Linked DNA regions of Mus musculus: regions 2 and 3 are each linked to region 1. The links are chromatin loops, found by intact Hi-C in ENCODE. Cell type or tissue: left cerebral cortex. All regions are shown on one strand. Links, peaks and the distances in the headings refer to the core of each region. The heading gives the core; the rest is flanking DNA. Region 1 overlaps Gm31751 (a long non-coding RNA gene). Region 2 has its middle 32 kb from the start of Dcun1d5. Region 3 has its middle 20 kb from the start of Mmp13.

Region 1 (10,417 bases), core at 1,165-9,164:
ACCAGAAAGTCTGGACAGATGTTCTACAAACTCTAAGACCACAGATGCCACTCCAGATTACTATATCCAGCAAAACTCTGAGTCACAATAAATGAAGAAAGAATAACTCTCCAAATTAAAACAAAATTTAATCAGTGTCTATCTATGAATCCAACTCTACAGAAGGAGATAACTTAAAAAAATATTTAAATCCAATCAGGTTAACCACATTCTAGAAATCAAAGGAAATAAGTTATACAAGACCAGCAAGTCAAATGAGGGGGGAAACCTACACCGTTATAAGAAAATAAAAGGAATCAATAAATACTGCTCTTTGATAACTCTCAATATCAATGACCTCAATTCCTCAATAAAAAGACACAGACTACCATACTGAATTTAAACAATTCTATCATCCTGCTGCCTCCAAGAAACACACTTTAATATCAAGGATAGACATCATCTCATGGTAAAAGGATGGAAAAATATAATTCAAGCAAATAGACCTAAGAATCAAGCTGGTGTAGCCATTTTAACAGTTGACAAAATAGACTTCAAAGCAAAGCTAACCAGAAGATATAGGGAAAGATATTACATACTCATCAAAGAAAAATTCTACCAAGAGTACATTTTAATTCTTAACGTTTATGCACCAAACATAAGGCTACCCAAGTTCACAAAGGAAACTCTACTATATATTATATTAAATCACAAACTGACCCTCACACACTGATAGTGGAGGACTTCAATACTGGAATCTCGCTAATAGACAGGTCATTAACACAAAAATTAAACAGAAAAATGCTGGTGTAGCTGATGTTATGAACCAAATGGAACTAAAAGATAGTCACAAAAAATATATACTTTCTTCTCAGCAGCTCATGTAACTTTCTCCAAAACTGACCACATATTTCAACACAAAGCAAGTCTCTACTAATACAAGAAAATTGAAATAACTCCATGCATTGTATCAGACTACCACAGATTAAAGTTGGATATCAACAGCAACAGAAACCTTACAAACTCAAGGAAACTGAACAACTCTCTACTGAATGAAAAATAAATCAAGACAGAAATTAAGAAAGAAATTTAAAACTTTTTAGAATTGAATGAAATTGAAAATATAACATGCCTAAGCCCATTGGACACAATGAAAGCAGCTCTAAGAGGAAAGTTTATACGCAAAGTATCTACACACGCACACTCTCTCTCACACATACACACACACACACACACACACACACACAGAGGAGATGGAAAGAGCTCATACTAGTAACTTAACAGCACTGAAAGATCCAGAGCAGAAAGAAAGAAAGAAAGAAAGAAAGAGAGAGAGAAAGAAAGATAGGTGGGTGGGTATAAATAGTAGTCATCCCCCAAAGGGGTAGATGGCAAGAAATAATTAAATGTGGAGCTAAAATCAATCAATAAAATAGAAACAAACAAACAAAATACAATAAAAAGAATCAATGAAACAAAGAACTGGTTCTTTGAGAAAACCAGTAAGATTGACAAACCCTTAGCCAAATTAACTAAAAAGTGGAGATAGAACATCCAAATTAACAAATTAGAAATAAAAAGGGGAACATACCGACACCAAGGAAACCCATAGATCATAAGGACATGCTTTGAAAATCAGTACACAACCAAATAGGAAAACTAAAATAAATGGATAAATTTCTTGATCTATTCCACCTACCAAATTTAAACCAAGATAAGATAAGCAATTTAAACAGACAAATAATCCTTAGTATAATAGAAGCAATAATTAAATGTCTACAAACCAAAACAAAAAACAAAAACAAAAACAAAACAAACAAACAAACAAAAAACAGATAGATTCAGCCCAGAATTCTACCAAAAAAGAGAAGAATGTAAAACTGATACTTCTTAGATGATTCTGCAAACTAGAAACAGGAAAACATTACCTAATTCTTTTTAAGGGGCCACAATTACTCTGATCCCGAAACCAAAATAAACTCAATAGCATATATTTGGAGGATTTTTTTTTCTGTCATATTGCTTTTTGGGGCTTGCTTTTCTTTTAACTTTTCAGGTCTTTTGCTTAATATTGTGGTTTCCAATTTTTAATTTTTGTAGGATTTTTGTTAGTTCAAAGATATGTGTTTCTGACTCTATGTGTTTCTTGTGCTTTTTTTCAAGCTTATTTTATTAGCATGTTTGCTTGTTTGTTTAGTCCTATTCTGGTTTGTTTGTTTTTATTTTATCTTATTTTATTATTTTTAGATACCTGAATTTTTTCTAATATGAGTGAGAGAGAGGATTTGGAAGTGCAAAAGTCGGGGAAGAGGGTCTGGAGGAGTTTGGTGAAGGGAAACCATAATAAGAATATACTGTGTGAAAAACTATATTCTCAGAGAATGAATTTTAAGTATAAATAAAAAATAGACTTGGGGCTGGAGAAGCTAAGTGCCTAGGAGCATCTGCCGCTCTGCCAGCTCTCCCATTGGCTGAGGAGCTACCTTCCTTGAATTCCCCAGCTCTGCGTCTCTACCTAGATTTGGGGTCTGGGGGATCAAACTCACAGCAAGTACTTTACTAACTGCTCTCCCCAGGCATGTAGTTATTGCTTTAAAAGCAAGATATGGTGCTTAGAGGACCTATTTTTCTCACTTAAAGCCAAAGATGATGTTAGAATCCAAATCTTGTGTCATCTATTTTCATCTACAGTCTTCTGGAACATGAAGGCTCTCCCAGCCTGTACTGCACTCACCACCTTCCTAGGAATAACAAGAGCCCTCCACTCACCAAGCTACTTTCTACCAAAAAAAAAAAAAAAAAAAAAAAAAAAAAAAAAAAAAAAAAGTGATTTCCTGCTCACTTGCAGCAAAACCTAGCAGGCTCCATTGCAATGAGTTTCCTGGCTTTTTTGCAATGTGTTTCACGGTGTTCTAATTTCATTATTGTTGTGGTTTCTTTTCTCAATGTGTGTAAAGAAAGAGAAGCACACTGCATTTCCCATTAAGCAATTCTGTAACACTACAAAGGACAAGCAGTGATAACTCAGATGATGCTGACTCTGACACCAAGGTCCCCTCATGAAGACATTCCTGCAGAAGGCAATCAACAAAGAGGTTCCGGAGAACCCATGAGCTAGCTGCGGAACTCAGCTCTCCTGCCATGACAAACCATTGTTCCCTTACAGTCAATACAGCTATGCTTGCCCACATTCACAGAGCCTCACAAGACTAAACCCATAGTTAGCTTTCCTTGTAGAAGTAGATGGGGAGGGTCTCTACAACCCAGCCCTAGCTGCACATGACATGGAGTATACAAAACATGGAAAGCTAAGTAGACAGGATCAGGCTCCACTAATACCATTCAAGAGATCTTCTTCACCCATGCTCTGGTAGAATTTCTCAATGATGGGCTTGGGGTCATCCATATGCCTATAAGTAATTCCTCACCCAGGTCCCTATAAGTCTTACTAACTGGTTCATCATGCTGGACATGAATGGAGTTGTTTCTTTACTCCACCAGCTCTCAGCCTGTGAGCGACAGCTGATTTGGGCCCAGCATATCAAATATCTGAATTATGATTCATAACAATGGCAAAATTACAGTTATAAAGTAGCAACAAACTAATTTTATAGTTAGCAGTCACCACATGAGGAACTATATTAAAGGGTCTCCACATTAGGAAGGTTGAGAGCTACTGCTTTAGTCTAACTTTGACTCTGTCTAGGGTGGACAAACATTTCTTCACATCTCAGAAAAAGTAATACAACACTATGGAAGCTTCACGCTCCACTCACGGTAAAGTTGACTGAGAGCAGTGTGCTGCGGGATTTTGAGTAGACCTGAACTATAGGAATATTCAAGTAGATTGTATTTCACTAATTTTTGGCATGTCTGTAATATTGTGTAGTTTTTAACCTTTCAAGAAAAGGAAGAAAACAGACGTGTTCTCCATCCACTCAGTGACAGAGGAGAAAACTAAGCTGCATGTTCACCAATGGCAAGGACGGGGCTCATATTTGCATGCGTTGACTGGGGGGTCATCTTCTTTTGACTACGATTCCTTTCTATACAACAATCTCTGTCTTCAGTTTGTACTTTTGTTGCTGTTGCAGGTTGTTTTAGCCTCCTTTGCATGTGCACGAGCACACACACACAACTTAATGTATGGGATGTGTCTTTGGCTTCTATATAGTCAGTACAGTGTCTGTCCAAGTTAGCTCTGTTGTCAACATGACAAGGTTTAGAGTCATCTGAGCAGAAAGCCTCCATTGAGAATTGGCTTGCAGGCATGTCTGTGAGACACTGCCTTGATTCTTAATTGATGTGGGAGGACCCAGTCCACTGTGGATGGCACCATCCTTAAGAAGGCCATGTATAAGAAAGCTAGCTGAGCTTGTGACTGAGTGAGCTAGAGAGGTAGCCTGCAAGCAGTGTTCCTCCATTGTTTTGCTTCAATCTCCTGCTTTTCTCTGATTCCCTCCATGGTGGACCATGACCTGGAAGTGTAAGCCAAATAAACCCTCCCTCCCCAAGTTGCTTCTGATCAGAGTGTTTATCCCAGCAAGAGAGAGTCCACAACACTGACCAAGACCAAGGAGGCCAGAGGAGTGTATGTAATGAGATGATCACATGTTGGAGCGAAACAAGGAAATAAATCATAGCCTCGCTTGTGCCTTCTGTGCTCCCTGTGTTGGTGCCGATATGCACAAGCCTCTAAGGATTATGAAACCGAAAGCTTGGAGTTGGCACCAGACAGCAGAGCCTGGCTGTGCAGGCTCGGGATGTTTCCTGTGGAAGCTGAAGTCCAGTGCTGCCATCTAGTGATCATGAGCAGAACCAAGACTCTCCCGCCCTGACCTGCAGCTGGTCCATGCCCCACAAGCAGAACCTAGCCTGTGTGCCAACGCCTGTAAGCTGAGGCAAACACAGCTAAACCTGTTGACCCTAGGCTGTGCAGGGGTTGACCTAAGGTGGCCTGGTTCTCTTCTCAATCCACAGTTCAGCTGCTGGTGGCTTTCACCTCACAAAGGTGAACAGGGTGCATCTTTCTCTCCACATTTAAGTGTTTTAAAGCTGAGATTATGAATCACTGATGCAACGAGAATCAACAGAAAGAAATGATCAATTGTTGTACAATTAGGTCAAAATCTTGGGAGGGCAGGGCCTGATAGGTGTGTCTAGCAAGTTCCCAAGCCCCGTGTGCTCCCCGACTCTTTTTCAATAGCCCTCACTTCTGCTCCATTCTGAAATGACTGTTAGTGTAGTGCGTGCATGCGTGTGTGTGTGTGTGTGTGTGTGTGTGTGTGAGAGAGAGAGAGAGAGAGAGAGAGAGAGAGAGAGAGAGAGAGAGAGAGAGTCCAAATTACCTAGAGAGCTTGTTTTAAACAGGCACAGCTATCCCATGGCTAAATTTTCTGATTTAGTCAGTCTTGAATGAATTCCAGAATTTGCATCTCTAATAGGTTTCCAAGTAGAATTATTTGAATCCTGAATTTCCTCTAAAGTTCTCATGCAGTTAAGACTTTCTCCAAAGCTAGATACATCTGTAAGCCCAATACAAAGCTTCTCTCTCCATATGTATGTATGTATGTATGTATGTATGTATGTATGTGTATATATAGAGAAATTATATAATAAATAATTATATTTATTATTTATCTCTCTACATATATATGTATAGGCATATATACTTATGTATATATACATATATATGTGCATATTCTTAAGAGATAGCTTCTAGCAGAAGCAACTTAACATCATTGGGAACATGCCCTTGAAGAGGATATTAGGACCCCAGATTTTCTATCCTCTTCTTCCCCCCTCCCTCACATTTTCTTCCCCAGCTGCCATGATATAAACAGGTTTACAACTGCAGACTCTCTCCTTATTGCATGTCTAAAAGCCACGAACTCCTGCAGCCATGGACTACAACCTCTGGAACTCAAAGCCAGAATATGCCTTACCTCTCTCTTGGTTGAGTTTCTTCCCCCATTGTTATTGCTGCTGCTGCTGCTGCTGCTGCTACTGTTTGGAAACAGAGTCCCCCATGTAGACTTGGCTAGCCCTAAACTTAAAATTTTCCTATCTGTCTTTTGAGTGCTGAGCTTGTAAGCTAGTACCCCGGGTATTTATCGATAAGTTGACATTCTAAAGTATCCATTACAGTGTAGGGCCCTAAGCTATGCATTGTTGGCTTGAAGGTCAGAATTTGCAGACACCATAGTTGGCGCGTTTCCAGCCCATCCATTATGTCCCCTTTGTTCATCTAACTCCATCATGGCTACTGTGGTAAAGCTCTGAGAAGACTGAGAGCAAGGAAATAGGAGGGAGGCCCCCAATCCTTTAACTGTTCTTGGCTCTGACTCTAGGTGGGGAGGCCCCAGTCCTTTGACTGTTCTTAGATCTCATTTCATAAATTTTACTTCAGGATCTAGATGAAGGCATCTAGCTTCCACCCAGGTAGCCGCTCATGCAAGTTCCCTGTTTACGTGCCATATATTTATGAAGTTGAAGCCTGCTTCACAAACAGCACCCGGACCCAACAGACTACAGCACAGTCTTGGCTGGTGGCGAGACTGTGGATCCCGCAGATAAATGAACCCAGAGCAGTGTGAAACATCTTGCCTAAAAAGGTCCATTGGCAACCAAACCCTGAGAGTCTGGATCTGGTTAAAGTTTGTGGACCCTCATTAAACTAATTTGATACATGATTTGGAAAGAGTGTCTATTATGATAGTCCAAGAGCAGTATTGTACCCAGATTGCAAAAACCCCAAAGAGACCATCAGGAACTACAACTCCAATGCAAGAACACGAGAGTCCTTATTCAAGCTCGAGCTTGGGTCACAAACCCAAGCAACAGGTTAGGAAAGTGACCCTCGGGTCTAGGGGTTTAGGATTTATATAGGAAAGGTTTGCAAGCTGGGGCTTTCAAGCCTTGGTGTTACATGATTGGGTAAATGGGTAAAGGAATGTTAACCTTCAAATTGATAGTATCTGCTCAGACCACAAGGAAAGACCACACACCTGAAAAGGGGCATCTTGACCAGGGAAAGACTTGTGTTCTCTTAGCCCACTCTGTTGTTATCAGCTAGCTGCAGCTGCTGTGTCTATTTTACTATCATCAAGCACATTTCATGATTTTTCTCAGACCTCAAGGGTAGGAGCCATATCACTCTAAGGTTTTCTCCAAGGATAGCAGCTTAAAATAGAGTTTAGAAGACAAGATGGAATCTGTCCTGCTGCTTTTTGTCTCTTCATTGGCCATGCCTCTATGAGGGCAAGTTAATTTAGAATGGAGTCTAAAGTGGAGTTTATTCTGCTACCTCAGTCCCTTCAGCAGGAAGCATCTTCCCACCATGATGTCTAGGGTTGGCTGGCTGGAAGGGACCAGTTTGCTCCTGTTTGCCACAGACCCTCTGGGCCCCTGTGCCTGCGTAGGAAAGAGTCTCTAGAGTAGATGGGCAAGATTAGGATGTAGTGACAGACAGCCAAACACACAAGAGAGGTGTTTAATCTGAATGTAATGTTCCAGTCGAGCCTCAGACTTTTATAATACAGAGTAAATTGCAAATCATAACAGAAAAAGGCACATTGAATTTTTCCAGGTGCAAAAGGAGTGACTTCAAAAGGAACCAGATAAACGTTTAACATTAGAGATTAACACAGATGCAAAGGGAGTGACTACAAAGAGAATTTGTAGGGACCAGATAAATGTTTACCTTAGAGATTAGCACTTTCTGCCAGGCAAGAGTTTTACACTTAGAGTTAATAGCCTCAGGATAGTTAACTCTTGATACGCCTCAAGACTAATGTAGTGTCACTGACCCCAAAATTCTCTAGGCCTCGTTAATTCTTATCTATATCTGGAGACTGTCCATTTTCAGTATAGTATACTAATTTGCTCTTGGCATGGAATGTAGTCTGTAATACGAATTTCTATCTCAGTGAGAATTTTAGACTCTATTTGCAGACATCTGAATTAATGGCTAGTGCTTTATTAGCTACTGAATGGGTTAAGCTCCTTGCTGCTATCTGGAGTCTAAGAACACTGGGAAAAGGCTTTAGCTATGTTAGAATACAATCTTAAAAGGCATTTACTATAAGGCAATGCTTAATAGAGTGCACGTGAATCTATACACTAGACTAATGTAGTGGAAATTTGATTATTATGGGTAAGGGAAAAAAAAACGCCATAACTCCGGGAGGAAAATTTCCATAGAACTCTTATCCTCGTGGAACAGCTTCCAGGCTTTTCGCCTGCCAAACTGACCCAAACTGAAGAGCTGACTTTCGCCAGTCATCCAGGAGGAGAGTACTAGAAATTCATTTCTCATGAGCAGCTTTTTGGCATTTCTGCCTCACAAGCTGACTCCACCAGAGTGCCCTGGCACCTGTTTGTGATACAGTTCCTGGTTTATACTTCTTACAGGAGAAGAGCTGCCATTGATCAATCTCTCTGTTCCAGATTTGGGGCCTAGTGAAGGAAAACATTGTTAGTTTCTTTTTGTGTGACCAAACACCTGAAGAAGCAACCCACAGGGGGAGGGAAGGGTGAGCTTATCTCTGGAACTTGGGTGGGGCCAAGGGCTCTGAAATGATGCTTCTCCTTAGAACCTCCAGAGTACACTTGGAGTAAAACAGATCTGAACTGGAATTAGGGTAGAGCATTAAAATGGCACAAAAGGACATCTTAATTTTTTTCTTTTTTTGTTTCCCTGCCTGAGTCATAAACCCCATAGATCATCATGAAAAGGCAAAATAACCTGGCCAAATAAAACTTAAATTTTTAGCCTTGACATGATTCCATCCTGTGTGTCTGTTCTGTGGAACACTGAAGTGTGTGCCTCCACCTCATGGAAGACTCAATGAATGTGGACATGAGCCCTCTTAGGCCTCAGAACTATCTTTACGGCCGTAAACTAAAGGCTAACAAAGACTATCACTTTAAAGTGCATAATGATGAAAATGAGCACCAGTTATCATTAAGAACAGTCAGTTTACTCCAGAAAATCAAATAACCCCATTAAAAAATGGGGCTCAGAGCTGAACAAAGAATTCTCACCTGAGGAATACCGAATGGCTGAGAAGCACCTGAAAAAATGTTCAACATCCTTAATCATCAGGGAAATGCAAATCAAAACAACCCTGAGATTCCACCTCACACCAGTCAGAATGGCTAAGATCAAAAACTCAGGTGACAGCAGATGCTGGCAAGGATGTGGAGAAAGGGGAACACTCCTCCATTGTTGGTGGGATTGCAAGCTTGTACAACCACTCTGGAAATCCGTCTGGCGGTTCCTCAGAAAACTGGACATAGTACTACCGGAGGATCCAGCAATACCTCTCCTGGGCATATATCCAGAAGATGTCCCAACCGGTAAGAAGGACACATGCTCCACTATGTTCATAGCAGCCTTATTTATAATAGCCAGAAGCTGGAAAGAACCCTCAACAGAGGAATGGATACAGAAAATGTGGTACATTTACACAATGGAGTACTACTCAGCTATTAAAAACAATGGATTTATGAAATTCTTGGACAAATGGATGTATCTGGAGGATATCATCCTGAGTGAGGTAACCCAGTCACAAAAGAAGTCACGTGATATGCACTCACTGATTAAGTGGATATTAACCCAGAAACATAGAACACCCAAGATACAATTTGCAAAACACAAGAAAATCAAGAAGAGGAAAGACCAATGGGTGGATACTTCATTCCTCCTTAGAAAACGGAACAAAATACCATGAAAGGAGTTACAGAGACAAAGTTTGGAGCTAAGACTTTAGCTAAGCTAAAGGATGGAATATCCAGAGACTACCCCACCCGGGGATCCATTCCATAATCAGCCACCAAACCCAGACACTATTGCATATGCCAGAAAGATTTTGCTGAAGGGACCCTGTTATAGCTGTCTCGTATGAGGCTATGCCAGTGCCTGGCAAATAGAAGTGAATGCTCATAGTCATCTATAAGATGGAACACAGGGCCACCGATGGAGAAGCTAGAGAAAGCACCCAAGAAGCTGAAGGGGTCTGCAACCCTATGTGAAACAACAATACGAACTAACCAGTACCCCCCAGAACTCGTATCTCTAGCTGCATATGTAGCAGAAGATGGCCTAGTCAGCCATCACTGGGACAAGAGGCCCCTTGGTATTGCAAACATTATATGCCCCAGTATAGGGGAACACCAGGGCCAAGAAGTGGGAGTGAGTGGGTAGGGGAGCAGGGCAGGTGTGGGTGGGGGTAATAGGGGACTTTTGGGATAGCATTTGAAATGTAAATGAAGAAAATATCTAATAAAAAAAAGACTGTGGTTCAAAGACTGTCTGTTATGGCAGCAAGGGCTTGAAGCAGCTAACCACATTGCAGCTGGAGCCAGGAAACAGAGAGGGGTGCATGCTGGTGGTCTGCAGAACAGATATTTCTCTGCTCTGCTGTATTTGGTCTGA
Region 2 (10,417 bases), core at 1,103-9,102, 380 kb before region 1:
TAACTATTAACCACCACATAGAAAATAAGTCTGAATAAAAGCCACTTAGTGCAAAGAACACTGCTCTTCATATGATGCTGCTAGTCACATTTGAACCATGCAAAGACGGAAACATAATACTTGTAATAGCTTGTCATGCAACACTTAGAATTACTAACTTAACATACTTACAAGTAAAGTTTTTGAATGATGGTAGAGTACCTATACTGTTCCTTGTAAGTTCCCAGAAGAAACATCAGAGTGTCTCAGGTTCTTCCCTTTTCTTGAATACCATTGTGTCACTTTAGGTAAGTTACTTGCCTGTCACCTGCAGCTTCATCTGGAAAGCCGTATTGGTAGTATCTATCAGTATTGTAAAGAATTGCAAATGGACACCAGTCCCTAGCATATAATAGATGTTAAGTAAATATATCTTGGTATATAAACGAAAAGTGATTCAGTAGTTCATTTTCTTACTACAGGGGGATGTAGCTCGGTGGTAAAGTTCTTGAACAGTATTTTTGTGGTCTTCAGTTCAATACCTAGTAGTGGCAAAGAAATAAGAATAAAAATCACTTTACTGTGGCATATTTTAATATACTTGCTTTTTACTCTACCATGTGTTTGTTTATATATTATTCTTTTTAGACTAGATCAGTAAGCAACAAATCTCAGCTTTCTGATTTTTATCAAGAACTTCTTTGCCTGACTATACAGCAGAGCATAAAATACATAGTCTGGGATCTGTATGGCAATTTCATTTTAAGGTACATGAAATACACAGGTAAGTATGGTAATGAGGCTATTTTAGAGAAATATGCTGATGAAGGATGGACAGTGTGTTAATGTAAAGTTACTGTTTTAAAGTTTGTGTGTGTGTGTGTGTGTGTGTGTGTGTGTGTGTGTGTGTGTGTCTGTGTCTGTGTGTGTGTGTGTCTGTGTGTATGTATGCATGCCTGTGAAACAAGCAATGCAGTAAGGTGGCAACTTGTGGGAGTTGGTTCTTTGCTTCCACTCTGGCTCCTAGGGCTCAAGCGAATGTCCTCAGGCTTGGCAGCAAGTGCCTTTATCTGCTTGTTGACCTATCTCTCTGGCCCTGAGAGATATTTGCCATTTTAAATAGACCACAGTAAGTGTTAAAACTCAGCCGAGACCTGAGGAAATGAATGAGGACAGTGTATGTTTGGTTGGAGTATTCTAGGCAAAAAGAAGAGTATATACTGAGGCTGTGATGAGCTGGTAGTGTGCTATATTGAGGCCAGGAGATGATGCAGCTTTATAACAGTATTCACAAACATTAAAAAGTGAAGTGAGAGATTGGGGTTAATAGTTGTGGCCTGATTGTAGCTAATCACATGGCATTACAGTCTTTTCTAAAGACTTCTCACTGACTTCTCATAGCAGTTGGAGTTCTCATTAAAGGGATTACAGAAAGATAAAAAATGTACTTAAAAGCCAAAGTCAATAGAAGTGATCAGATTCCAAATACGATGTGATGTATGTTGTGAGTATGGGGTGTGAAGGAAAGTGGTTTCAAGGTATTGGGCCTTGCGGTCCCATGAAGGAAGTTAAGCACTTACTGAGATGCAATGACTCAGAAGAGCATGCTTGAGGTTAAGCAGTTTTGACATATGTGTGTAGAAGAGCGTGTTAGTTGTCCAGGTTGATGGTATAGGAAACAGCTGGATATTTTAATATGGTATACTAAAGCATGTATCAGATCCATTTGAAAGCCATAGTGTATATGCCTGCTTTAATTGAGGACTAAATTCATATAGAAGCTAAGTACAACCAGATAGTAGAGCTGAACTGATAAGACTTGTGGGATTTTAGAGTAGTTTCGTGATTTGATTTTTTTTTTCTTTTCTTTCTTTCTTTTATTTTTTTAAGTGCCCACATCCTTCATAGGAGCAGGACCTAGTATTTTTGTTGTTGTTGTTTTGTTTTTTGGGTTTTTTTTTTTTTATTGGATATTTTCTTTATTTACATTTCAAATGTTTACCCCTTTCCAGGTCCTCCCTTAGAAAACGTTATCCCATCCCTCCTCCCCCTGCTTCTCTGAGGATGCTTCCCCACCCACTCCTGTCTTCCATCCCTGGCATCCCCCTACACTGGGGCATCAAACACCCTCTGGCTCAAGGGCTTCTTCTCCCACTGATGTCCAACAAGGCCATCCTCTGCCACATATGAGGCCAGTGCCATGGGTCCCTCCATGTTTATTCTTTGGTTGGTGATCCACTCTCCAAGAGTTCCAGGGCAGGTGACCGGTTGACATTGTTGCTCCCTCCATGGGGCTACAAACAGCCTCACTTCCTTCGGTCCCTTCTCCAACTCCTCCGTTGGGGACTCTGCACTCAGTCCAATGGTTCCCTGAGAACCTCTACCTCTATATTTCTCAGGCACTGGCAGAGCCTCTCAGGAGACAGCCATATCAGGATTCTATCAGCAAGCACTTACCTACATCCACAATATCATCTGGATTTGGTGGCTGTATATGGGATTGATCCCCAGGTAGGGCAGTCTCTGGATGGCCTTTCCTTAAGACTCTTCTCTACACTTTGTCTCCATATTTCCTCCTGTGAGTATTTTGGTCCCCCTTCTAAGAAGCACTGAAGCATCCACATTTTGGTCTTCCTTCTTAGGCTTCATATGGTCTGTGATTTGAATCTTGGGTATTCTGAACTTTTGAGCTAATATCCACTTATCAGTGAGTGCATCCCATGTGTGTTCTTTTGTGACTGAATTAATCTCACTCACTTGATATTTTCAAGTTTCATCCATATGCCTAAGAATTTCATGAAGTCTTTGTTTTTAGTAGCTGAGTAGTACTCCGTTGTGTAAATGTACCACATTTTCTGTATCCATTCCTCTGTTGAGGGACATCTGGGCTCTTTCCAGCTTTTAGCTATTATAAATATGACTGCTATGAACATAGTGGAGCATGTGTCCTTATTACATGTTGAAGCATCTTCTGGGTATATGCCCAGGAGATATATGCCAGGTATACGCTGGGTCCTCAGGTAGTACTATGTCCAGTTTTCTGAGGAACCGCCTGACTGATTTCCAGAGTGGTTGTACCAGCTTGCAATCTCACCATCAATGGAAGAGTGTTCCTCTTTCTCCACATCCTCACCAGCATCTGTTGTCACCTGAATTCATGATCTTACCCATTATGACTGCTATGAGGTGAAATCTCAGGGTTGTTTTGATTTGCATTTCCCTGATGACTAAAGATGTTATGTGCTTCTCGACCATTCGGGTTTCTTCAGTTGAGAATTCTGTTTAGCTCTGTTCCCCATTTTTAAATAGGGTTATTTTGTACTCTGGAGTCTAACTTCTTGAGTTCTTTGTATATATTAGATATTAGCCCTCTATTGGATGTGACATTGGTAAAGAACTTTTCCCAATCTGTTGGTTGCCGTTTTGTCCTATTGACAGTGCCCTTTGCCTTACAAAAGCTTTGCAATTTTATGAGGTCCCATTTGTCGATTCTTGATCTTAGAGCATAAGTCATTGGTGTTCTGTTCGGGAAATTTTCCCCTGTGCCCATGTGTTCGAGAATTTTCCCCACTTTCTCTTCCATAAGACTCAGTGTATCTGGTTTTATATGGAGGTCTTCGATCTACTTGGACTTGAGCTTTGTACAAGGAGATAAGAATGGATCTGAAGAGGTCTGCAACCCTATAGGTGGAACAACAATATGAACAAACCAGTACCCTCAGAGCTTGTGTCTCTAGCTGCATATGTAGCAGAAGATGGCCTAGTCGGCCATCACTGGAAAGAGAGGCCCCTTGGTCTTGCAAACTTTATATGCCCCAGTACAGGGGAACACCAGGGCCAAGAAGTGGGAGTGAGTGGGTAAGGGAGCGGGGGGGGGGGGGGTCATAGGGAACTTTTGAGATAGCATTTGAAATGTAAATAAAGAAAATAGCTAATAAAAAAAAGAATGGATATTCAGTTCTATTCTTCATCTACCTGCCTGTCTGTACCAATACCATGCAGTTTTTTGTTGCTGTTTTGTTTTGGTTTTTTTTTTTTAAATCAGGAATGATGATTGCCCCAGAAGTTCTTTTATTACTGAGAACAGTTTTCGCTATCCTGGTTTTTTGCTATTCCAAATGAATTTGAGAATTGCTCTATGAAGAATTGAGTTGGAATTTTGATGGGGATTGTATAGAATCTGTAGGTTGCTTTTGGCAAGATGGCCATTTTTTTCTATATTAGTCCTGCCAATTCACAAGCATGGGAGAACTTCCCATCTTCTGAGGTCTTCGATTTCTTTCTTCAGAGACTTTTGAAGTTCTTGTCATACAGATCTTTCACTTGCTTGGTTAGTCACACCAAGATATTTTATGTTGTTTGTGACTATTATGAAGGGTGTCGTTTCTCTAATTTCTATCTTAGCCTGTGTATTTTTGAGTATAGGAAGGCTACTAATTTGTTTGAGTCAATTTAATATCCAGCCACTTTGCTGAAGTTGTTTATCAGCTGTAGGAGTTCTTCGGTGGAATTTTTAGGGTCACTTAATTATACTATCATATCATCTGCAAATAGTGATATTTTGACTTCTTCCTTTCCAATTAGTATCCCTTTGACCTTTTGTTGTCTAATTGCTCTGGCTAAGACTTCAAGTACTATATTGAATAGAATGGGAGAAAGGGCAGCCTTGTCTAGTCCCTGATTCTAGTGGGACTGCTTCAAGTTTCTCTCCATTTAATTTGCTGTTGGCTACTGGTTTGCTGTATATTGCTCTTACTGTGTTTAAATATGGGCCTTGAATTCCTCATCTTTCCAAGACTTTTAACATGAAGGAATGTTACATTTTGTCAAATGCTTTCTCAGCATCTAATGAAATGATCATGTGGTTTGGTTTTTTTTATTATTATTATTGTTGTTGTGGCATTTGTTTATGTAGTGGATTACATTGACGGATTTCTGTATATTGACCATGCCTGCATCCCTGGGATGAAGCCTACTTGATCGTGGTGAATGATAGTTTTGATGTGTTCTTGGACTCAGTTTGTGAGAAATTTATTAAATGTTTTTGCATCAATATTTATAAGGGAAATTGCTCTGAAGTTCTCTTTCTTTGTTGGGATTGTGTAGATTAGGTATAAGCTGCAATTGTGGCTTCATAGAACAAATTGGGTCGTCTTTCTTCTGTTTCTATTTTGTGGGGTAGTTTGAAGAGTATTGGTATTAGGTCTTCTTTGAAGGTCTGATAGAATTCTGCACTAAACCCTTCTGGCCCTGCGCTTTGTTGTTGTTGTTGTTGTTGTTGGAAGGTAATTTCTTTAATTTCTTTTTCAAGTAATGATGTAATATTAACATTCTCAGACACAGCACACCCCCTAATGTTATGAAGCACTTGGATTTTTAAAGCAATACTGATAATAGTTACCAAATATATAATCAAATGGTACATTAAAAGGATATGTGTCATTTTATTATTTCAAACTTTTTGTTCTGAACAATACAGTTTTACGTTTTAAGAATACTATGCTAATTCACTTCTGGTAGTTGGAAAATGCCTTCTGATTCAATTCGATAGTTTTAGCACTAGAGGGCAGCCTTGCCTGCTTCTGGATTGTGAAGAACTGAGTGAATTTAATTAAGCTAGCTTAATCTTAAACATTCAACCTCAGTAAATGAATGTCTTAGTCTCTTTAGAATCAAGTTTTCCATCCACTGTGGGTTTTTTCTTATTATTCTGAAAGTACAAAATAAGACTGATTTTGAGGGAGAGGGAGTTAGTTGTTGATGTTATTATATATCTCCATATAAAATCCAAGGAAAACACAAGTATCATTTACTGTAGTTATGTTCAGATATGATAATGGATTGAACATAGAAACATATAAATGGAACAGAATATGGAGCTAATTAAAGAAAATCTTGTACATGAAAATATTTATTCAGAAAACAGATTTAGCTCCTAACTGTGCTGATCTTGTAATAGGAGTCAAGGCAAAACCATATCCAAGTGAGTACCTATGTAAATAAGCTGTTGTACAAGCATTCCCAGCGCTCCAGAGTTTGCACCTGTGTACTAAATATCTGTTCTCTTCAGTTTTAGAGATCCTGACCCGTTAGTCTTTGGTGCTGGCAAGTACCCATCACAGTGCTTGGCATTTAGGCTAATCCACACTGTTTGAATATGTAGATACAAAGCATCACAGCTTATACAAACCTGTTTTCACACGTCTAGGGAAGCTTTCCTATCATTGTGTCTGAAGATATGAATATATACTTCTGTCTTTTCTTATTTTCTCTAACAACCTTTACCTATGGATAAAGGTTATTAGACATTGACTATTAGACTGTAATGTTTAGTAGGAAACAAAATAAATAAAAACCAAAAGCATTGTCAACGGTGGAAAGGAAATTCTAGCCTTTTTACAGTCCTCGGATTTCCAATCTGACTTTTATTGGAGAAGTTGAAGGTGAAATATAACATCTGCAGTGAATGAACCCTCTTCTTTCTCACAATTTTCACTAGGAAGGTCTTCTCACATTCAGGACTGGTTTTCTGCACCTTTGGGCATTCTTTCTTCCTCATGCTAGTTCTTGAATTTCTTTGTACATGAAGATCTTTGTAACATCCTTATTTATCAGGACAAGGCAATACCGTGCAGACTATCTATTCTCCAGTCTGAATCAAGCATCAGTTGAACTTGCTGGATATGTGTTCAATAAATGCTAGCAGTTACATAAAATCATTTGAAAGAGTTGGTCCACTTATAGATGCATTTGGTAATGTAAGAAAAACTTGGCCCCTAATGTCAATGATGTTTACCAATTATTTCCTCTGTTAGTACAGTTGACATGGTTCAGTGGTTCTTAAGAAGTGGTTAAATATAAGTAAGTGGGATTCTTAGTCTAGAGCAGCAGTTCTCAACCTGTGAGTCGGAACCCCTTTGTGGTCAAACAATTCTCTCACAGGGGAAATCTAGAGGTTTGAAAAATAGATATTTACATTACTATTCATAACAGTAGCAAAATTACAGTTGGGATGTAGCAATGAGATTATTTTATGGTTGGGGTTCACCACAATATGAGGAGCTGCGTTAAAGAATAGCATTAGGAAGATTGAGAACCACTGGTCTAGATTGTGTTTGGAATGAATACACAAGCCTTAACTGCTATAGTTATCTTTAAAAATCTGTCCATTTACACTGCACAGGAAGAATTTTATGAAACAAAGTATTTTAATGTCTTACTACTTCTCTTAAATCAATTGTTTTTTAAAATTAGATAACACTGTTTCAAAAGAAATTTTACCAGAAGTACAATTTCTTAAAATAACTAAGTGTTCTGGTTGGACCAGGGAGCTCTGTGTCTTCTTCACTCACCTGTACTATTTCCTAACTTTCAAAGGACCACTACCTTTCTAGTTGCTGTGCTTTGAGCACCACTTTGTGCCCACTTGTACTTCACAGAGTGGAGAAACTCTAGATTTCTATTTAGAAATTTCTATTACGTCCTTACATAAAGTCAGGAAGTATCTGGCATTGTTTTGATCTGCATATGATGACAAGTGCTTCAAGTCTCACTGGGAACTTTCTAGAACGATAGAGTATGTTAGCCTTGTTTTAGATTCATTATCTAGAGTTATGCCAAAAAGAGAAGGTACTACAAGTATCCAGCAGATATGGAACAGACAAAATGATTGACTGTCAATAGTTTGAAGCTAAAACGTTGCTATATTCTTTATTATATAAGATAAACTTGAATAGTTCCTAAACTGGTTTTGTATTTGTTTAGTTTTGTTTTGTTTTTGGCAGTCTCCTAGAATTGGGATGCCTGGAACATACTATGTTAGGCCAAAGTGGCTTCAAACTCAAAACAGTCCTGCCTCTGCCTCCCGCGCCTCAGCCTCAGTGCTGGATTTATAGGTGGGGGCCACCATGTTTTTTCTAAACTCTTTTGAAGCTTATGATCCCCAAGAGGACAAAGCTCAGAAAGCTGCTAAGGTATTCAGTTCATAAGGTATTCATTGAGTTATTCACTTCATAATGTATTTGTTGTGAGAATATACATGACTATCATCCTTCCAATGCTGTAAATTTCTTGAAAAATCTGCTTATGCTCGTGGCTAGTAATTTAGAAGTTTGCTTAGTGACATGAGTGAACTAATGAACTCTTACACAAAATGTCTACCTGTTTCTTACACATTCTTAAGAATGAAAAGCATGTCTTAAGTTTCTAACATAGTGTCTTGTCTCAAGAGTTTGCTGGAAATGTTGGCTGAACCAAATAGATGAAAGTATGCATGTCACCAGGGTCTGAGGTCTTCTTAATGAATAATGAATTATTTCATGACTGAAGACACCCCCTCAGTATGTTCTCAGTTCTTAATAGTTGAATAACGTGAACAACAAGCTACAAGATGAGCGTCTGTGACTTCTCGGCAGATGAGACTTTGGAGGTGGGGGAACTGGAGTTTTGAGGATGCACACTGGTAACCTGTCTTGTTTTCTAAAGCCCCCCATAATGCCTAATGCTTTACTTTGGGTGCAGTGGGTTCTGATAATTTGTTAAATAACAATCAGTGCATGATACTAATTGATGAACAGAGCCACTCTTAAGGCCGGCTCCTACCCCTGTCATTAAAGCCGTGAGCTCTAGGAAAGAAACTGGATCACTCGGAAATCCCTGGAACTCTGAAGTTAAATCAGAACTGAGTAAGTCATCATTTTCATACAGGCATTTTTCTAATGATGCTACTTTGTTGAAAAAAAGCAAACTGCAAGATAACCCCAGCAGAAAAAATTCTTCAGAAGGAAAGCTTCCTTGAGTGAGTGCTTCATCCTTGATGGTAGGCCACTTGACTTAGTGAGTCATCTTCCTATTTACCGATGATTTGTCTTAAGTTTGGTCATGAGATAATTACGTTGATTTGTCTATATTAGGAAGTAATTGGAGAAAAGTTGATTGCTATCAGTTGAATGAGGGGAAATCTGATTGTTCTTAATCTAGAGGCATGACTTGGGCTCTAACTTTATAAAGAATGGATTTATGGCATTATTCCTTGTGTCTAGAAGGCACAACACCATTCTGTCTCTAGTATCCTCCATGTATCTACTGCCTCTCATAATCATTGAAGTCTCCATCCCTACTCTGAGGTCTGGTTGTTTTTAGAAAATAAAAGTACCCATTCCTTCTGCCCACCTTGATCCACCATGAGTCCTGTATAGAGTGCTGGCAATGCTAGACTGGGATAGCCTATCACATACCGTCCTACCTTACTAAACTGCGAGCTCAAGAGCAGGCCTATAGATCTTTGCTATACTTGTTCCCAATGCTTAGAACTATACTCACTATGGAAAAAGCACTAATCAATGGAGCAAGTAAATAAATGAGATAATTTGCTCATGAGACCTGTTAGCCAACCTGTGTAGTTTTGTTCTCTGTGGTACACATTATCATTCCATTTTTTCATATTGAACTACTATTTAATACAAATGAATATAAGAAATGCTTATTAACTGTAATATTTTTATCCTTAAATGGCATGTATTTTAATGACTGTCCATTGCTGATGGCACAGGGATAGTTCTTATGCTTTGCTGAAGGAACTTCAAGTTAGCATAGCATTTTTTTATAAGGCACCTAAGAAGATATATTCAAAACTCTTAGCAGCTTTCATATCCTTTTACCTAGCCATTCTGGTTACAAATGTATCCTGGAGAAAAATATTTTTAACTTGGGGCAGTTATATAAATGTTGCAATGTAACTTCTAACGCACCTTGGAGTGTTATACCATCTTATACCATGCCATATTAGCGAGTGAAAATGACATTTTAAATCACCATAAACAATGTGATAGTGTGCTTTAAAACAGGGCATGTACAAGGAAAAGACTGGAAAGGTTGAGCACCGACTGTAAAAAATGATAACTTCTGGGTAACAGAGTTTTTCTCTTATTGTTTTTTTTTTTCTGTAATAAAATCAGTATGTAACAGTTTTAGAATATAAAATCAATAAAGGTCATTTAAAGAATATACATTTTTCTCTTTGCTTGATTTTATGTATCTATGACCTCAACTGTAACGTAGTAATTGTTATCTGGACCCAGTCTTGGGTGCCTTTCCTTACCTAACCTGACACTGTTGTTCACAGTGGCTACAGGATACAATAGAAGCCACTGTAGAAGTGACATTGATTTGATTCAGAAAATACTTGTTGAGAGCGTGCTGTCCAAGGACATGGGTTATAAAGTATGGCGATAACCAAATTCTTACGGTTAAGTACATTTTGACGATTTTTGAAAGCATGTGTTTAGTGTGTATGTGTAAGGGAGCCCATCCCACACTGCCTGCTGGGGGCAGCATGTCCCCTCCTGACACTCCTCTGCTTTCTCAGTTTCGCCTTCATTTATTCTCCCTCCTGTCCTTCCTATGTGTCTGCACTAACATCTGCTTCTGCTTCTAGCTT
Region 3 (10,417 bases), core at 1,002-9,001, 300 kb before region 1:
TTAATTAGGATACTATCCCTGTGCCCTCTAGTTAGTCTGGCTAAGGGTTTATCTATCTTGTCATTTTTCACAAAAATCCAGCTCCTGGTTTGGTTGATTCTTTGTATATTTCTTTTGTTTCTACTTGGTTGATTTTATCCCTAACTTTGATTATTTCCTGCCATCTCCTCCTCTTGAGTGAATTTACTTCCTTTTGTTCTAGAGCTTCTAGGTGTACTGTCAAGCTGCTAGTGTGTGCTCTTTCTAATTTTTTTCTGGAGGCAATCAGAGCTAAGAGTTTTATTCTTAGGACTGCTTTAATTATGTCCCATAGGTTTGGGTATGTTGTGCCTTCATTTTCATTCAGCTCTAGAACGTCTTTAATTTCTTTCAATATTTCTTCCTTGACCAAGGTATCATTGAGTTCAGCTTCCACGTGAAGGTTGGCTTTTTATTATTTATGTTGTTATTGAAGGTTAGCCTTAGTCCATGGTGATCTGAGACAATGCATGGGATAATTTCAATATATTTATATCTGTTGAGGCCTGTTTTGTGACCAATTATATGTTCAATTTTGGAGAAGGTACCATGAGGTGTGGAGAAGAAGGTATATCCTTTTGCTTTAGGATAAAATGTTCTGTAGATATCTGTTAAATCCATTTGTTCCATAAATTCTGTTAGTTTCACTGTTTCTTTGTTTAGTTTCTATTTCCAGGATCTGTTCATTGATGAGAGTGGGGTGTTAAAGTCTCCCACTATTACTGTGTGCAGTGCAATGTGTGCTTTGAGCTTTACTTGCATTTCTTTAATGACTGTGGATGCCCTTGCCTTTGGAGCAGAGATACTCAGGACTGAGAGTTCATCTTGGAAGATTTTACCTTTAATGAGTATGAAGTGCCCCTTCTTGTCTTTTTTGATAACTTTGGGTTGGAAGTCAATTTTATTTGATATTAGAATGGCTACTCCAGCTTGTTTGTTCAGACCATTTGCTTAGAAAATTGTTTTGCAGCCTTTCCCTCTAAAATTGTGTCTGTCTTTTTCCCTGAGGTGGGTTTTCTGTATGCAGAAAAATGTTGGATCCTGTTTATGTAGCCAGTCTATTAGTCTATGTCTTTTTATTGGGAATTTGAGTTCATTGATATTAAGAGATATTAAGGAAAAGTAATTGTTGCTTCCTGGTATTTTTGTTGTTAGAGTTGGCATTCTGTTCTTGTGGCTGTCGTCTTTTTGGTTTGTTGAAGGATTACTTTCTTGCTTTTTCTAGGGTGCCATTTCCCTCCTTGTGTTGGAGTTTTCCCTTTATTTTCCTTTGAAGGGCTGGATTCATGGAAATATATTGTATGAATTTGGTTTTGTCATAGAATACCTAGGTTTCTCCATCTATGGTAATTGAGAGTTTTGTTGGGTATAGTAGCTTGGGCTGGCATTTGTGTTCTCTTAGAATCTGTATGACATCTGTCCAGGATCACATCTGTCCAGGCTTTCACAGTCTCTGGTGAGAAGTCTGATGTAATTCTAATAGGTCTGCCTTTATATATTACTTGACCTTTTTCCCTTACTGGTTTTTATATTCTATCTTTATTTACAACAACTGCATTTGTTGTTCTGATTATTATGTGTCAGGAGAAATTTCTTTTCTGGTCCAGTCTATTTGGAGTTCTGTAGGCTTCTTGTATGTTCATTGTCATCTCTCTCTCTTTAGGTTAGGGAAGTTTTTTCCTAAAATTTTGTTGAAGATATTTGCTGGCGGTTTAAGTTGAAAATCTTCATTCTCATATATACCTATTATCCTTAGGCTTGGTCTTCTCATTATGTCCTGGATTTTCTGGATGTTTTTAGTTAGGATCTTTTTGCATTTTGCATTGTCTTTGATTGTTGTGCCCATGTTTTCTATGGAATCTTCTGCACCTGAGATTCTCTCTTCCATCTCTTGTATTCTGTTGCTGATGCTCACATCTCTGGTTCCTGATTTTTTTCCTAGGATTTCTATCTCCAGAGTTGTCTCCCTTTGTGATTTCTTTATTTTTTTAGATCCTGGATCGTTTTGTTCAATTCTTTCATCTGTTTGCCAGTGCTTTCCTGTAACTCTTTAAGGGATTTTTGTGTTTTCTCTTTAAGGGCGTCTAGCTATTTACGTGTGTTTTCCTGTATTTCTTTAAGGGAGTTATTTATTTCCTTCTTAATGTCCTCCATCATCATTATGAGAAGTGACCTTAGATCTATATCTTGCTTTTCTGGTGTGATGGTGTATCCAGCACTTGCTATGGTGGGAGAGTTTGGTTCTGATGATGCCAAATAAACTTGGTTTCTGTTGCTTCTGTTCTTATGCTTGCCTCCTGCCATCTGATTATTGCCCTCAATATATCTGATTGGAGCCTGTCCTTCCTATAATCCTTGTTGATTATGGACTCCTCAGAGTCCAGCTTTCTTTGTGATCCTGTAAATACAGGATCCTGTGAACCTGAGATTCTGGGTGTGTCAGAGTTCTCAGAGTTCTTGGCAGTCAAACTTCCTCTGAGACCCTGAGATCCTGCTGTGACCAAGATCCTGTTATCCTAGAATCCTGGAATCTTAAGATCCTGGGCGTGTTACAGCACCTAGACGTGGTGTCTCCTCTGGGGAATGTGGAGCTATCTTGTGTGTTCAAAACCAAGGTATACCAGCATAGATCAGAAGGAACTGGAGCTGCTGCTCTGGCAGAGCTCCGTGTCCTTGCTCCTGCTATCACAGGCCTGTCATGATTGGTTTGGAACAGATGTGTTCCACTCACCAATAATCCTAAGATTCTGGGCGTGCTAGGGCGCATGCGGCATGAAAAGTCCTCTGAGGACTGTGGGACTGTCCCTTGAGTTTGCGCCTAAGGTGGCTCAGAGCTGGCGCCAACTAGAAGGGACCTGAGCCCCTGGTCAAGTGGGTTTCCTGCGTCCCTGCTGCTGGCACAGGCCCATCAAAATTGGTTTGGAACAGATGTTGTGTTTCACTCACCAGTGATCCTAAGATTGAGTGGAGACTCCTCTGGGGACCATGGGACCGTCCACCGAGTTCGTGCCCAAGGTGGCCCGGATGTGTGTCTTTCATTCGAGAATTCAGAGCACTGTGGTGGGTTTTCAGGAACTTGCACTGTGGCTGCTGGGGGATTTGACCAAGTTATTCAACTACAGCTACAGATCTGGCACTGATGAGCCCTTCCTTTGTTTCCCCAGACAACTCCTTTACATTGCTCAGCATCCTCCCTATGAGAGTACCTGCTAGGAAGGAATAGGCTGGGATCAGGACAATGTCCATGCATGCTCTGAGTTAAGTTTTGCCTGTGCCTTTAAATCTGTGTGGACCCTGCTTTCCTCATTTGTAAAGGAGAGAATTGTCAGTTTGAGTAAACTTGGGGAATATGGAGAACATAGAGAACATTAAGAGATGGGCAAAGGACCCCAGAAATCCATATGTTATTGAAATCATCTTAGGGATGTGTGTGTGTGTGAAAGTTGAGGCCCTTTACTTTCTTAAGATTTGCACATTTCTAAATATTTAGTAAGTATCTGTTAAACACTATTCACTAATGAAAGAAATTTGATTCCTTCCTAAATTTTTCCTTCTGCTACCAAGATAAAACTTAGTTCAGTAGTCCGGTGCTCTTTAGGACAGCAGTGATGACTGGGTAGCTAGAAAGTGCTGCTCATCTCTTTACCAGTTCTGCAATAAGTATGCTTTTCACTTCTGACAGCTCACTGAGATGCCTGATTCCTAAGGGTTGTTATTAGAAGAAATCATACTTTGTCCATCTAATAAAATTTGGCAGAATGCCTGTCACATTCCAGAAGTTTAAGTAGAAGCTAAGGGGAAAATGGAGGTAAAGTCTTGTTACTTTCTTGGAACTCCTGTTCTCTTCGAGGAGACAAACATTGATGAGATAGAGTATACTGTGACAAGACTCAGGAAACCATGGCCCCTATGGAAGCATTGAGTGCACCAGGGAGTGGGTAAAAAAGACATAACGTGGCAAGGTACCTGAGCTAATAATGTCCAAGTGAGCAGAGATTAAGGAGACCAGTGAAGAAAACCAGACTGGAGTCAGGTGGAATCAGCCTCTGGAAACCCAAAAGTACATTAAAAGAGTGCTTAAAGGATGACTTTGGCTGAATGTGAATTCTTTCTTCTATCTTTCAAGTAAGTCACAATGCCAAATATAAATGAATGGATCCCTTTCCTCCTCCCTCTTCCTTTCCATCTTCCTCTTCCTCTCCCTTTTATAAGGAGGAGCAATATTGGGCCATTCAACCCAACGGCATGTGATATCTGGTCCTTAGTAATTGAGTCATTTAATGGACACACTGATTTGGTTGTGTGGTAGGTGGTAGGTGATCATCAGCCATTCCTTTGAGACATGGAACTCACCTATGTAGGAACACTGAGGATGTCCTTCTTAGGTGAAGCCTCCGTTCCAGTCTGCTGTGTCTCACGGTGCCTCAGGAAGGGTCACTGCAGTTCCACCACCCTCAGGAAGATGAATGTGGGTGTCCACATGAGCATCATTCCTTTCATTTCTGCTTTCCCAGGCACCCAGCTTGTCCCACAATGAAGCTCACCTTCAGGATCGATCTTTCGACTCAGTCCCCTTGACATTTGTCCCAATTGTTCCAGAAATAACCTTAAAGACATCCTCAGAATTATACTTCATTGCCATTTTAGTTGTTTCTCAATCTAGTCAAGTTGAAAGCCAGGGTTATTTATTCTAGGGGAGCTTTCATTTTTAATTAAAAATGGTATCAGTGGGCTGAGGAGATTGCTCAGTAGGCAAATCACCTGCCATGCAAGGGAAGACCAAAATTTGGATCCTCAGAGCCCACGTAAATGTTGGGTGGGTGTGACAATCTCCTGTAATTCTAATTTGGGAAGGAAAGGTAGGAAATCCCTAGGTCCCCTAAGTAAAACAAAGAGCTCCACATATAACTGAGTGATCCTGCCTCAATTAATGCAGTGGAAAGTGACTGAAGAAGACACTCAATAGCAACCTCCTGCCTCCATACACTTTTCCATACATGCATGGGAATCAAAACACAGGGAAGCCTCTACACAGGAAGAAAATAGCTTCCACTTAAGGATCCACCACATGGCTGCTGGATTCACAGTACCACCAGATGGCACCAGAAAGGCCTCTTAAAAATTCTGAAGAACTTGGCCCAACTGTTGACCAAGTTACTCCTAACTTTATATCATTGACTTTACATGAGGTTTGGCTTTTATGAGTTGAATAACACGTTTTTAAGGATTTTTTAGTCCATACATGCCTCTGTCACTTATATAAAAGACATGATGGCATATCATACAAAGCCACCAAAGCCTGTGGCATGAGCCCCTGAGAGTTGGGGCTTGTGAGTCAACACTGGCTTGTATTTAATCCAACCAGTGCCACACGGTGAGACCAGACCAGATGGCTCTTGCAACAAGGGGACAGAAGAACCAAGTGGCCAGGCTATGATACTAAACCTTGTTTTCCAAAGAAAGAAATAAAATGAGTAATTGGGGATAGAAAGAAGGCGTTCAGTGTTAAAAAGCTTTCTTTCCCACACAGCCTAGTTTTCCTGATGTGGAGGGCCTGACGTTTTGAACTGCATACCTTTGATTTACAAATGCTTATTTGGTTAGCAATTGCACCTATCAATGACCTCCAAGGAGTCAGTTTCCTGAGCTTACAACTTATATATAGCCATCTTGGTAATTTTCTCGTAATGTCTTCCTTGTCCTAAATTGTCAAATTTATTCCTTAAAATTATATGCTTTTGCTTAGTTGTTTGTTTTGGATATGTTCTCACTTTGCAAACCAGGCTACTCTATATTGACTAGGCTGGCTTTGAACTCACAGATCACTGTCTCTGTGTCTCAAGTACTGGGATAAAAGGTGTCCACCACTCTGCTCAGCCAAAATAGATTCTTTAAGAAATAAAATTTATTTTCTAGTTAAAAGCCTGAATAGATCAAATTCCACTGCATAAATGCTGTTCCCATTCTCACATATCTCAGTCCACTTGCAAAATTTATTCTGTTATTCCTTCCCAGGACCATCCATACATACAGTCCCTGCCTGATCTTTGAGCCCTCTTTGTTACTTAGCCTCTCTGGATTTGTAGATTGTACCAGGCTTTACTAATGAGCCAATTTGCGTTTATATGTTATATCATGTTTGGATCTGAGGTACCTCACTCTGGATGATTTTTTTCTACTTCTATCCATTTGCCTGCAAATTTCATCAAGTCATTGTTTTTAGCAGCTGAGTATTATATCACTGTGTAAATATACCATATTTTTATTATTGGTTCTTCAGTTGAGGCATTTATGTTGTTTTCAGTTTCTGGCAATTATAAATAAAGCTGCAAAGGATTTCGAATATTTAAGTATTTCTCAGCCAGTTGAGATTTCTCTATTGAGAATTCTATGCTGAGCTCTGCTAATTAAGGTCAAAGTCTACCATTGTCCAGATAGTTCTCTTTACCAGCAGGGCTTCTTCTTCTCTGACCTTATCTGGAGATTCCAAAACACCTATATACTCTGCTTGCAGAATGTCACATAGCCTCTGTGAGAATACAGGTTAAGCTTCCTTTCTCCAGGTAAGAAACTGTCCAGCAAGCACCTGAAATTCCTGGAATGCCTCTCCAGGCAAATGAGGCATCCACAGAGTTCTAAAACTCTAGCCAATGATTTTTGCATACCCTGAAAATTCCTTCCTATGCACCAAGGTCCATGTATACCTTTGTTTCATCTCAAATAAAGTGTATACACTCAAACCCACCCCAAATAAAGGTATGCACACAAGGTAAGATCATCTCAGGAGCTGTTTCTTTGAAGATCATTGGAGAAGGCCTTTGCTTAACAGAACTGTAACACTAAGATCCTTGGAGGACTTCTCCCCCAACCCTCTAGTCCCTGGCTGGCAGGTACTGACTTCCAGGATCCTGTAGATCCTCACATGTTCTGAACTTTGCTTTATACTTCCATCTGCATCTGGACATCCTGAGAAGGAAACAGTGGATGACATGGAACTAGAGCTGGCCCCCAAAATGCATACCACAATTCTCTGTTTAGATCTATACACCATTTGTGATTGAGTTACTTGGTTTGTTGATGTCTAGTTTGTTGAGTTCTTTATTTTGGATATCAGCCTTGTGTTAGATGTGGAGTTGATGAAAATCTTTTCCATTTTGCAGGTTGCCTTTTCTCCTATTGACAGTATCCTTTGCCTTACAAAAGCTTTTCAATTTCATGAGATCCAATTGATTGCTTGTGCTATTGGTGTCTGTTTAAGACTTTTCCTGTGCCAGTGTGTTCAAGGCTATTCCCCACTTTATCTTCTTTTTTTTTTTTTTTTCCTTTTCTCACTGTTTTTTTTTTCCATTTTTTATTAGGTATTTAGCTCATTTACATTTCCAATGCTATACCAAAAGTCCCCCATAGCCACCCACCCCCACTCCCCTACCCACCCACTCCCCTTTTTTGGCCCTGGCGTTCCCCTGTACTGGGGCATATAAAGTTTGCGTGTCCAATGGGCCTCTCTTTCAGTGATGGCCGCCTAGGCCATCTTTTGATACATATGCAGCTAGAGTCAAGAGCTCCGGGGTACTGGTTAGTTCATAATGTTGTTCCACCTATAGGGTTGCAGATCCCTTTAGCTTCTTGGGCACTTTCTCTAGCTCCTTCATTGGGGGCCATGTGATCCATCTAATAGCCGACTGTGAGCATCCACTTCTATGTTTGCTAGGCCCAGGCCTACTCTGACAAGAGACAGATATATCAGGGTCCTTTCAGCATAATCTTGCTAGTGTATGCAATGGTGTCAGCATTTGGAAGCTGATTATGGGGTGGATCCCCGGATATGAGAGTCTCTACATGGTCCATCTTTTTATCTCAGCTCCAAACTTTGTCTCTGTACCTCCTTCCAAGGGTGTTTTGTTCCCACTTCTAAGGAGGGGCATAGTGTCCACACTTCAGTCTTCATTTTTCTTGAGTTTCATGTGTTTAGGAAATTGTATCTTATATCTTGGATATCCTAGGTTTTGGGCTAATATCCACTTATCAGTGAGTACATATTGTGTGAGTTCCTTTGTGAATGTGTTACCTCACTCAGGATGATGCCCTCCAGGTCCATCCATTTGGCTAGGAATTTCATAAATTCATTCTTTTTAATAGCTGAGTAGTACTCCATTGTGTAGATGTACCACATTTTCTGTATCCATTCTTCTGTTGAGGGGCATCTGGGTTCCTTCCAGCTTCTGGCTATTATGAATAAGGCTGCTATGAACATAGTGGAGCATGTGTCCTTCTTACCAGTTGGGGCATCTTCTGGATATATGCCCAGGAGAGGTATTGCTGGATCCTCCGGTAGTACTATATCCAGTTTTCTGAGGAACCGCCAGACTGATTTCCAGAGTGGTTGTACAAGCCTGCAATCCCACCAACAATGGAGGAGTGTTCCTCTTTCTCCACATCCACGCCAGCATCTGCTGTCAACTGAGTTTTTGATCTTAGCCATTCTGACTGGTGTGAGGTGGAATCTCAGGGTTGTTTTGATTTGCATTTCCCTGATGATTAAGGATGTTGAACATTTTTTCAGGTGCTTCTCTGCCATTCGGTATTCCTCAGGTGAGAATTCTTTGTTCAGTTCTGAGCCCCATTTTTTAATGGGGTTATTCGATTTTCTGAAGTCCACCTTCTTGAGTTCTTTATATATGTTGGATATTAGTCCCCTATCTGATTTAGGATAGGTAAAGATCCTTTCCCAATCCGTTGGTGGTCTTTTTGTCTTATTGACGGTGTCTTTTGCCTTGCAGAAACTTGCAGAGTTTCATTAGGTCCCATTCTCGATCTTACAGCACAAGCCATTGCTGTTCTATTCAGGAATTTTTCCCCTGTGCCCATATCTTCAAGGCTTTTCCCCACTTTCTCCTCTATAAGTTTCAGTGTCTCTGGTTTTATGTGAAGTTCCTTGATCCACTTAGATTTGACCTTAGTACAAGGAGATAAGTATGGATCAATTCGCATTCTTCTACACGATAACAACCAGTTGTGCCAGCACCAATTGTTGAAAATGCTGTCTTTCTTCCACTGGATGGTTTTAGCTCCCTTGTCGAAGATCAAGTGACCATAGGTGTGTGGGTTCATTTCTGGGTCTTCAATTCTATTCCATTGGTCTACTTGTCTGTCTCTATACCAGTACCATGCAGTTTTTATAACAATTGCTCTGTAGTAAAGCTTTAGGTCAGGCATGGTGATTCCACCAGAGGTTCTTTTGTCCTTGAGAAGACTTTTTGCTATCCTAAGTTTTTTGTTATTCCAGATGAATTTGCAAATTGCTCCTTCTAATTCGTTGAAGAATTGTGTTGGAATTTTGATGGGGATTGCATTGAATCTGTAGATTGCTTTTGGCAAGATAGCCATTTTTACAATGTTGATCCTGCCAATCCATGAGCATGGGAGATCTTTCCATCTTCTGAGATCTTCTTTAATTTCTTTCTTCAGAGACTTGAAGTTTTTATCATACAGATCTTTCACTTCCTTAGTTAGAGTCACGCCGAGATATTTTATATTATTTGTGACTATTGAAAAGGGTGTTGTTTCCCTAATTTCTTTCTCAGCCTGTTTATTCTTTGTGTAGAGAAAGGCCATTGACTTGTTTGAGTTTATTTTATATCCAGCTACTTCACCGAAGCTGTTTATCAGGTTTAGGAGTTCTCTGGTGGAATTTTTAGGGTCACTTATATATACTATCATATCATCTGCAAAAAGTGATATTTTGACTTCCTCTTTTCCAATTTGTATCCCCTTGATCTCCTTTTGTTGTCGAATTGCTCTGGCTAATACTTCAAGTACTATGTTGAAAAGGTAGGGAGAAAGTGGGCAGCCTTGTCTAGTCCCTGATTTTAGTGGGATTGCTTCCAACTTCTCTCCATTTACTTTGATGTTGGCTACTGGTTTGCTGTAGATTGCTTTTATTATGTTTAGGTATGGGCCTTGAATTCCTGATCTTTCCAAAACTTTTATCATGAATGGGTGTTGGATCTTGTCAAATGCTTTTTCTGCATCTAACGAGATGATCATGTGGTTTTTGTCTTTGAGTTTGTTTATATAATGGATTACATTGATGGATTTTCGTATATTAAACCATCCCTGCATCCCTGGAATAAAACCTACTTGGTCAGGATGGATGATTGCTTTAATGTGTTCTTGGATTCGGTTAGCAAGAATTTTATTAAGGATTTTTGCATCGATATTCATAAGAGAAATTGGTCTGAAGTTCTCTATCTTTGTTGGATCTTTCTGTGGTTTAGGTATCAGAGTAATAGTGGCTTCATAAAATGAGTTGGGTAGAGTACCTTCTACTTCTATCTTGTGAAATAGTTTGTGCAGAACTGGAATTAGATCTTCTTTGAAGGTCTGATAGAACTCTGCA

What was found. Peaks named below come from ENCODE experiments on the same cell type or tissue, not always from the same donor. Only the 100,000 strongest peaks of a DNase experiment are listed, where the experiment ranks them.
Region 2: it touches region 1 in a loop (10-fold over the local background); 34 of 42 quality-filtered maps call a loop at or near these places.
Region 3: it touches region 1 in a loop (8-fold over the local background); 6 of 42 quality-filtered maps call a loop at or near these places.

The regions. Positions count from the first base shown.
Region 1 is chr9:7,590,679-7,601,095 of GRCm38, forward strand. The region is part of intron 2 of Gm31751 (a long non-coding RNA gene); the gene reads right to left. Among named protein-coding and RNA genes, the nearest start is that of Gm31751, 24 kb to the right of the region's middle. In left cerebral cortex, for the core only: a CTCF peak has its summit at 4,781 (motif pointing left); a DNase peak (open chromatin) is centred at 4,749; H3K4me3 peaks cover 391 bases; H3K27ac peaks cover 419 bases.
Region 2 is chr9:7,210,897-7,221,313 of GRCm38, forward strand. It overlaps a transcript of Dcun1d5 not described here. Among named protein-coding and RNA genes, the nearest start is that of Dcun1d5, 32 kb to the left of the region's middle. In left cerebral cortex, for the core only: a CTCF peak has its summit at 5,537 (motif pointing right); DNase peaks (open chromatin) are centred at 5,545 and 6,036.
Region 3 is chr9:7,287,221-7,297,637 of GRCm38, forward strand. No RefSeq gene overlaps it. Among named protein-coding and RNA genes, the nearest start is that of Mmp13, 20 kb to the left of the region's middle. In left cerebral cortex, for the core only: a CTCF peak has its summit at 5,111 (motif pointing right); a DNase peak (open chromatin) is centred at 5,099.